Regions from separate parts of the Mus musculus genome. Here all the other regions are linked to region 2. Evidence: chromatin loops called from intact Hi-C (ENCODE). Cell type or tissue: gastrocnemius. All regions are shown on one strand.

Region 1 (2,500 bases), 55 kb after region 2:
CTCTAAAGAGGCAAATTTCCTGGGTCTTTTATCTCCAGGTTGGCTACCACCACCTCCTCCTAGGTCTTCTGAGTCCTGCCCTCATACCTTTGCTGATGGCTTCACCACGCCAAACTTTAATGCCTCTATACAACAGTGATGCCAGTCTGCACCCTCAAGGCTCCCTGGGTCACAAAGTTGCCGGTGTCTGACCTCACCACTTAGGAATCTGAGAGGCTCTTAACTTTGACCTATCCTAAGCTGAGCTCTGCAGATTGCCTGTCAGTCTTGTCTTTATCCCAGGGAATCAGGCCTGCTGAGCCTGTCTCTTAAGACTCAGACTGAGCCCCCAAGGGTCTATGAACTCCTTGCTCTCTTTCCAACACCCAGTTCCTATCAGAATTCTTTCCCTCTGAAACACATGGGTTTGCTCTCAGACAAAGACAAAGCACTTCCTCCTTTAGCAAAAGAACCTTGAATTAGCCACTTAATTCACTAGGGGGTCCGTGTAGTGGTACACTGCCCTCTGGTCATTGGACAGAAGAAAAGCTAACAGGGGCCTCTCAGGTAACCAGGCTGTGTGGGGAGGGAGGTTGTTCTTCAGGTATTTTCCTTCTTCCTGCTACTGAAATGCAGAGGTGATGGCAACCCTGGGAGAAGCCATAGGGGTGCCACTTTGTAGACAGAGAAGCATCCAGAGAGCAGAGGCGATTCCTGGTCTGACTGCTGCTCTAGGCCCCTGGAAGCTCTTAACTGAGACACCACAGTCATCATCTCAGCCAAAGCTCAACCAATCTGCACTGCCCTCCTCACAGCATGGCCGATGCTCTGCTTGCTCCTTGAGACCTAGCACATTCTACTCCTAGCTTGACATATCCACATATAAGTTACCTCTGAGCTGTGTTTTAAGCCACATGACTAGCTCTGAGTGACCACAAAGCCCAGAATCCTTAGGATGCAGCTCCCATGCCACCCACTGCTTGGTGGTACCCACCCTGCCTCTTTCTCCCTGGCCTTAAGGCTTGCCACAAGAACACTGTGCCCTACCTCAGTGGGTCTGGCTGTAACCATGTGGTGCCAGTGGGCTGAGAATACCAGTAGGAAGGGGTTGTGGGTTCCTCTAGAGCAGGCAGAGATCCAGCTAAGCTGGGGGGAGGCTGAGGACCTAGTGATGCCTGCTGCCCCAGGCCTGGTCCTTTTTGAGCCTTATTGGGCCCCAAACAAGCACGGTATTTCCTATGACAGCTGTAGGCTTGCAGGTGAGCCTTGTGGAAGCAGGGGCAGGAGCGGGAGAAAGGGCTGAGATGCTGGCTGGGTGAACTGACAGCCCGCCCAAGTTTCCACAACTGTCTGCACAGAGCTGCACGGTGGTTTCCACAGGCTCTGCCAAGTGGCGGCTGCCGGCTCGGCCTGGGGTTCTGACCCCCGACAGGGCCTGCTCTCTGCCAGGCAGCCCTGAGAAGCTAGGGCAGACAGGGCCCAAAGAGTTAAGCCACCCTCCACCCCATCTCATTCCTACAGTTTTCTGTCCAAGGCACAGCTGACGTGAAAAACAATAGCATTCCCTTGGAGAGGTTCGGCTGCGGGCTGAGGCCCCCCTCCCCAATAATTACTCAAGACATTGGCACGAGCCAGGCCTGGTTAGGTAACAGGCTGCTCGCTCGCTCCGGAGACTTATAACTCACAGTCAGTTACACATAATCTCTGTAGACAACAAAATCGTTTCCAGGATGGTGGGGAGGGTGAGGCCTTGTGGAGAGGGTACAGGGGGCAGAAGGGGCAGAGACCAGGGTAAGGTGGGGGTAGGGTGTTATTGTGGGGACTACCAGGAGTCTCAGGGATGCAGCTAGGGAACTCGGGGTGTTGATGAAGCAACTATGGTAAGGGAGGGAGTTGCCCTGCCTCCTCTCTACAATACTCCCCACCCTTGTCCTAGTCCTTGGAAATGGGAGGCCACCCTAGTCTGGTCTGCTATTGAGCAGAGCTCCAGAGGCGCTCATTCATACTGGAGTGTGAATGACTGCTTTGGGTGCTTCCTCCTCCTCTCCTGACAGCCTCACAGAGGACAATTTATTGCCTGTTTACTGTCCATGGCTCACTGTACATGACTTCCTCAAGGGCAGGGCCACATACTGCACCCCCTGCCTCTCCCCACTCCCCGTGTTCCCAGAGTACATAGCAGACATTCAGGAAATATCTGCCAAGAACAACGGAGGACATCTAACCCGAAGAAAGCAAGCGTCCGTGGGGTGGAGTCAGGCACATGGGAGGGGTGCCTGACAGGGAGGGTAGCGGAGCTGTAGGTGCTCTGTCACCCTTCAGGGCTCATTCTCCTGGCACTGGGACTCTTCCACAGGAAACCCGCCCATTTTCCTGGAAGGATGCTGAGCTAAGCAGGCAAGGATCGGGAAGGTTTGTGTCTGGAAGGACCTCCCTCAGCCTCCCTCTGGCAACTGGGCAGCTGAGTCAGGCCACTGAAAGCTGGGATAGTATGAGGGAAGAGTCTAGCTCATGTCTAATC
Region 2 (2,500 bases):
TCGGAGCCTGGGCCGCATGTGGCCGCGTCACCGGAGAGAGGCCGGCACCTGCGGAGGACGTGTCTGGCAGCGGCCCCAAGAACAGCCCGTCCTGGGGGCGGGGCGAGCCGAGCGCGGGAACTGGTGCGGGAGGGCGTTCGCCCTGCGCCCGCCTGGGGCCCCGCCAAGTGCGCGCAGGGAGCTGCTTACTGCTGGGGCGGCGGGGTTCTTCTGTAACCGCACACACCCCTCGGAGCCTCCAGTCCAACCAACAGGGCAGGAGTTGGAGACTTGGGGGACTACGGGGGGGGGGACATTCCAGGGGCTCCCGCCATCGCAAACAGAGTCAAACTCCATCCAGGGCTTGGTCCAAGTGTTAGTTAAGAGACCAGTGACTCTGACTGCTGAGTGATCTCAGGCAGGGTGCTGAATCTCTCTGAGCCTTTGTCTTTGCCCTGTTCTCTCTCTCCAGGGTGTTAGATTAAAGCAGGATCAAATCAGATGCTGGTCAGAGCCCACAGTAGGCACAAGATGGAGACACTTTTGGATTTCTTGAAGGTGCATCATTATCAGGAAGGCAGCTGGACCCCTGTCACCCATATGAAGAGACCCCAGAAGGGCTGTGGGAGGACTGTTCTCTGTCCATGACCCTCCAGGAGTCTCCAGAGGCAAGAAAGTGTGTCACCCAGCCCTTCGGCCTTCTCCCTCTAGTCCTGACCCTGGGACTGCATTCTCCACCTTCCTTGATGGATGGGTGACATGTGGCTCAGGGTTTCATGGAAAATTCTTCAAGGCCTTAATTTATCTGATATGACAGCTCAGGGTCTTAGAATCTGAGAAGGCAGCTTTAAGAGCCAGAGGGGAGACAAGTCTCAACTCTACACTTGGTTACTCCGGGAAGGCCCCAGAACCTGGGGCTCTGGGTCAGGGGTGGGGATGACCAGGAGAGCCATCCACGCAGGCAAGAAAGGGAGGCATGAGGCAGCCAAGAAACTGGTGATGTTCAAGTCGGCCACCAGGGGGCAGCATGAAGCCAAGGACAGGCCTCCTAGACTCGGACTCTGTTCTGGCCAGGGGCTGGAAGACCCTGAACACCCGGCTTCCTTGGGGGTGCTTGGAGTCCCCGTAGCTGACCAGCTATGCGGGTTGTTGTGAGTGCGATCCGGGGACGTTCTGGGAAACTAAACTGACTTAGCTGCTCCAGGCTCCTCTAAGAATGAAAAGGCAGGAGGGCTGGGGCCAATAGGCTTCCTGTGTTACGATTCACTAATCAAATCTCGGAGTTGGTTCGAAGAGCTGGAGGGTGTAGGTTAAGCTGGCCTTAATCGCCTAGGAGCCACAGCAAGGTTTTAATATAGGCAGCCCGTTTCCTCCTCGCAACAGACTGCTGAAGTGTCCGCCTGCCTACTGTTGTGTTTTAGCTTCAGTCAGTAACTGCGCCGTGGATTTTAGCGATTTAGGACACAAAATTTATTTATCTATCTATCTATTCATTCATTCGTTTGTTTTCGGCCCTGGGGATGGAACCCAGAGCCAGCGTTCATACTTGAGAAGTATCTCAAGTGCCATACCACTGAGTCACCTCCAGCTTTCAAATTTTATCTCGTAGTCCAATCACTGGCAGCGTGGCTGTGCCCGAGTCTTGCCACAGCCCTCATTCTGTTCCTCATTCGGCCAGTCAGGTGGGCACATAGAAAAAGAGCTCCTATGGCTGTAATGTAATTGGGTGCACACAGAAATATCGCCAACAATTGGTGGCAGAAATGGTCTTTGGATGTGTGGTCTTTCTGGGAGCTCTGGGAGAGGCAAGAGGTGAAGTACCCATTCTGCCCAAGGGTATGGGGGAAGATTTCGGGAGAGACTCATTTGCTAACCAGGTCCAAGGTCGAGGTCCCACGGCTTATACCCCTTCACACCACACAAGAAAGAAGTCAGGAAACTTGCGTCTGATGAGCCAGGGCACCAGACCAGCGCTCCATCCCCCAACTCTCCGCAGCAACACAGTTAAAAAAAATGTTCTTGTTTCCTTTGGATGTATTTTTAATGTCAAAAATAGAAGACGATTCTTGTAGCCAGACAAATGTTTACTTACCTACAGGTCCCTTGGGTTGGAGGGCTAGATGGGGAACTTAACCCTGCTTCTGGAAGCAGTGTGCTTACCAGGTCTGTTGATGCTAGCTAGCATTGATGGAACTTCACCGTTACAGACTTGTGGAGGGCTCACTTTAACCTGTGTGGAGACGGACAAACAAGCAGATGAAACGGGAATATGAAAGGAGAAAGCAAGTGATGCAAGCATCCTGGGGTAGGGATGCCCAGTGAGGCAGCCTGCAGCACAGATGATCTATCTGGCTGTCTAGACTGCTTCTCCCAACAAATAGGGCCCAGTAGCTCCACACCCCAGGGAGCACGTTCAGTCAGTCCTCTCAGCAGCTTTGGCCTAGGTTGTGGGCAGGGTGGACCTTCTCTAGCCTCGACAGCTGCAGCCTGGATATTTGGACTGTTGGGGAGACCCTGGAGG
Region 3 (2,500 bases), 150 kb after region 2:
TGGGAGGAGGGTACAGAGGAAGTTGGAGGAAGGAAGGCAAGATGAAGACATGTTTGGCTGGAGCAGAGCTCCCAGCTCCTCCCCGAGGACAGGGAGAGTCCTCGAAGGGTTTAAGCCACAATGGGGCATGTCAGCCCTGTCATCTGGGAGTTCATCTGAGAAGGGAGACCAGGATGGGGCATGTTCCATGTCAGCCTAGTGCTCAACTCCTGGAGGGAGCAGTCCCACAGACCTTGAACCATGGGACCTCGAGGCGATGCCCTGTCATCAGAATAAAACTTGACTTACTTTCTCAGCAGATGAGCCCTTCTCAGCCTCAGAATCAAGACAACACAGCCAAGTTGAGTTCTTTTTCCATGATCCTTAAAGAGCTGGGATGTCAGGGCTGGTGAGAGTGCTCAGACGGGAAAGGTACTTAACCAACCAACCTGATGACCCGAGCCTGATTTCCAGAGCCCACATGGTAGAAAGAAAGAATCAACTACAAGTTGTCCTCTGACCTCCACACACATGCTGTGGTGTACACACACACACACACACAGAGGGTGCTGAGCTCTGTTTTTTAAGGGAGCAGACCCTGGGGACTTGGGACAAAGTGAGCATTTAAGGGTGTTTTTCCCTGAGATCCAGATAGGTTCACAGGTCTCAGCCCCTGGAGGGTGGCTTTTTTACTTTCTGCCTCCATTTCCTGGCTCTCCTTTGTTCCCACAGCTGTTCATTGTACTCCTGGCTGCCCATGCCTCTTCTCTTCTACTCTTACAAGATTGTGTGTTTAAACAAAGTTAGAGAGCCAACAATACAGGCTTAAAAATGTTCCTGAAAGCAGGGCCAGGCTAGGAAATAATAGTCCTGGGGGAAGCAATGACTTCCTGGGTCTGTCCTCTCTTACCTGTCCTAATGCTGGCCCTGGTGTGAAAAGAGTCACTTAGTTGTCTTGATAGAAAAAGGCTTGGAGGCAGGGATGGAGAATTCTGTCTGGCTACCTGCAAGTCACTGTGTTTTCTTTGCTTTGTGGCTTCCCATAGCTGGACAAAGATTTGAAGAGAGACTGCATGTACAGCAAATGCAGGGTGGGCTGCGATTAAACACATGGGGAGATGTCTATCCATGTAATCACTGTGGGGCCATCTTATTTCCCATCCCCTAATCAACACTAGTCACTGCTGGTCATAATCTACAATGCCTTGTAGAAACCCATGTAACCTTTCTGCTGGGAGTGAAAAGGGAACACAAGATTCTTTATAACAGTAACCAGGGTCCTTAAAGCCCCACCCTTGCCACACTGAACAAGCAGAGAGAGAAGGAAGGACAGCTGGGGAGGCTTCATATTTGGTGTAAATCTTCAGTTTGTCACTTGGTAGTTGGCCAGCTAATCAGGGGCCCGCCAAATAGTTCCACACCTGACATCAGGATTCCTGGACTTGCTCAGTGGGGATTTGTTGAGCTTGGACTGTGTGTCTGGCCCATAGCCAGGGGCCACGCCCTCGGTTGCCCAATATGCAGGACGCACGTAGTGCTTGCTCCAGACTGCTCGTGGCTCCCTCAAAACACGGAAATAGTGGTTGTTCTACACTAGAAATACCAGGACCCATGGCCCGGTGTGAGCCACCAAGTTCCACACCACTCAGCAGAGGGAACTGGCTTCCAGAGGTCCCCTTCCACAGGGGACCTTCCAGTGTTCCCCTACCCCAACCAGGAGTTTGGAATCCTGGAGCTGCAGGGCTGGGCGACTAGGGAGCCTTTGAGATAAGGCACACTGGGAGACAGGCTGTAGAATTTCACCAGCCTGCAGTACTGAAGTTGTTTGTCTGCCTAGCCATTACTCAAGAGCCCTAGATACCTGAAGCTGAGCCCTGGGGCACAAACTGGACCGGTGATGGGGGAGGGACACATTCTGTCCTGAAGAGCCAGGAGACCTCAGTGTCTGACCAGAGGTCAGCTTCCCTGATGTGGCTCTGCAAACTAGCCACAGATTCCACCTGAAGCTGCCTCCCAGGTTTGTTAGATGGACCTGGGACGAAGAGACTGAGGCTCTTTAGAATTTCTTATTTTAAGTGCTTGTGAAATAGAGTCTTGATTTGTAGGCCTTGTTAGCCTGAAACTCAGTATGCAGATCAGGAGAGCCACAGCCTTATAGCAATCTTTCTGCCATGTGTCCCCAATCTACCTCCACCATGTTTTTGCTTAGCCCTTGAGCTTTGTGCCTCGTTCCTAATTTCTTTTCCTAGTGTCAGAGCCACTGAGTCTGGCACAGAGTGGGTCACATTATTTAGGAGATAGTCATGGTCAAAAGTAAAAAGCAAACTTACACAACATAAATAGCTATACAAAAGTATAATACAAATGACTACTAATGTAGTCCTGGGTCCTAAGATAGATGAGGTGGCCTGGGACTAGACTCTAGTCTCTGTGGCCTGGTCAGTGCTCTGGGGACAGGGATGCCCCTGTAACTGTGGGAACAATTAATGTAGGAGAGGTCAGAGGCAGGGTGCTCAGTGGT

What was found. A loop is a pair of places that touch in the nucleus more often than their neighbours do. Peaks named below come from ENCODE experiments on the same cell type or tissue, not always from the same donor. Only the 100,000 strongest peaks of a DNase experiment are listed, where the experiment ranks them.
Region 1: a loop joins it to region 2, with 2.2 times the contacts of the local background. A loop is called at or near these places in 5 of 42 quality-filtered maps.
Region 3: a loop joins it to region 2, with 2.3 times the contacts of the local background. A loop is called at or near these places in 8 of 42 quality-filtered maps.

Annotation. Positions count from the first base shown.
Region 1 is chr7:143,407,807-143,410,306 of GRCm38, reverse strand. The region is part of intron 15 of Kcnq1 (potassium voltage-gated channel, subfamily Q, member 1); the gene reads right to left. Among named protein-coding and RNA genes, the nearest start is that of Cdkn1c, 52 kb to the left of the region's middle. In gastrocnemius, no CTCF peak of the experiment used is centred here; a DNase peak (open chromatin) is centred at 1,410; H3K4me3 peaks cover 1,076 bases; H3K27ac peaks cover 2,481 bases.
Region 2 is chr7:143,462,583-143,465,082 of GRCm38, reverse strand. It overlaps Gm33663 (a long non-coding RNA gene), which reads left to right. Exons shown (of 3, transcript XR_378640.3): 3 at 452-1,748. Among named protein-coding and RNA genes, the nearest start is that of Gm33663, 2.7 kb to the left of the region's middle. In gastrocnemius, a CTCF peak has its summit at 994 (motif pointing right); DNase peaks (open chromatin) are centred at 91 and 1,009; H3K4me3 peaks cover 645 bases.
Region 3 is chr7:143,313,098-143,315,597 of GRCm38, reverse strand. The region is part of intron 11 of Kcnq1 (potassium voltage-gated channel, subfamily Q, member 1); the gene reads right to left. Among named protein-coding and RNA genes, the nearest start is that of 4933417O13Rik, 16 kb to the left of the region's middle. In gastrocnemius, no CTCF peak of the experiment used is centred here; a DNase peak (open chromatin) is centred at 1,473; H3K27ac peaks cover 953 bases.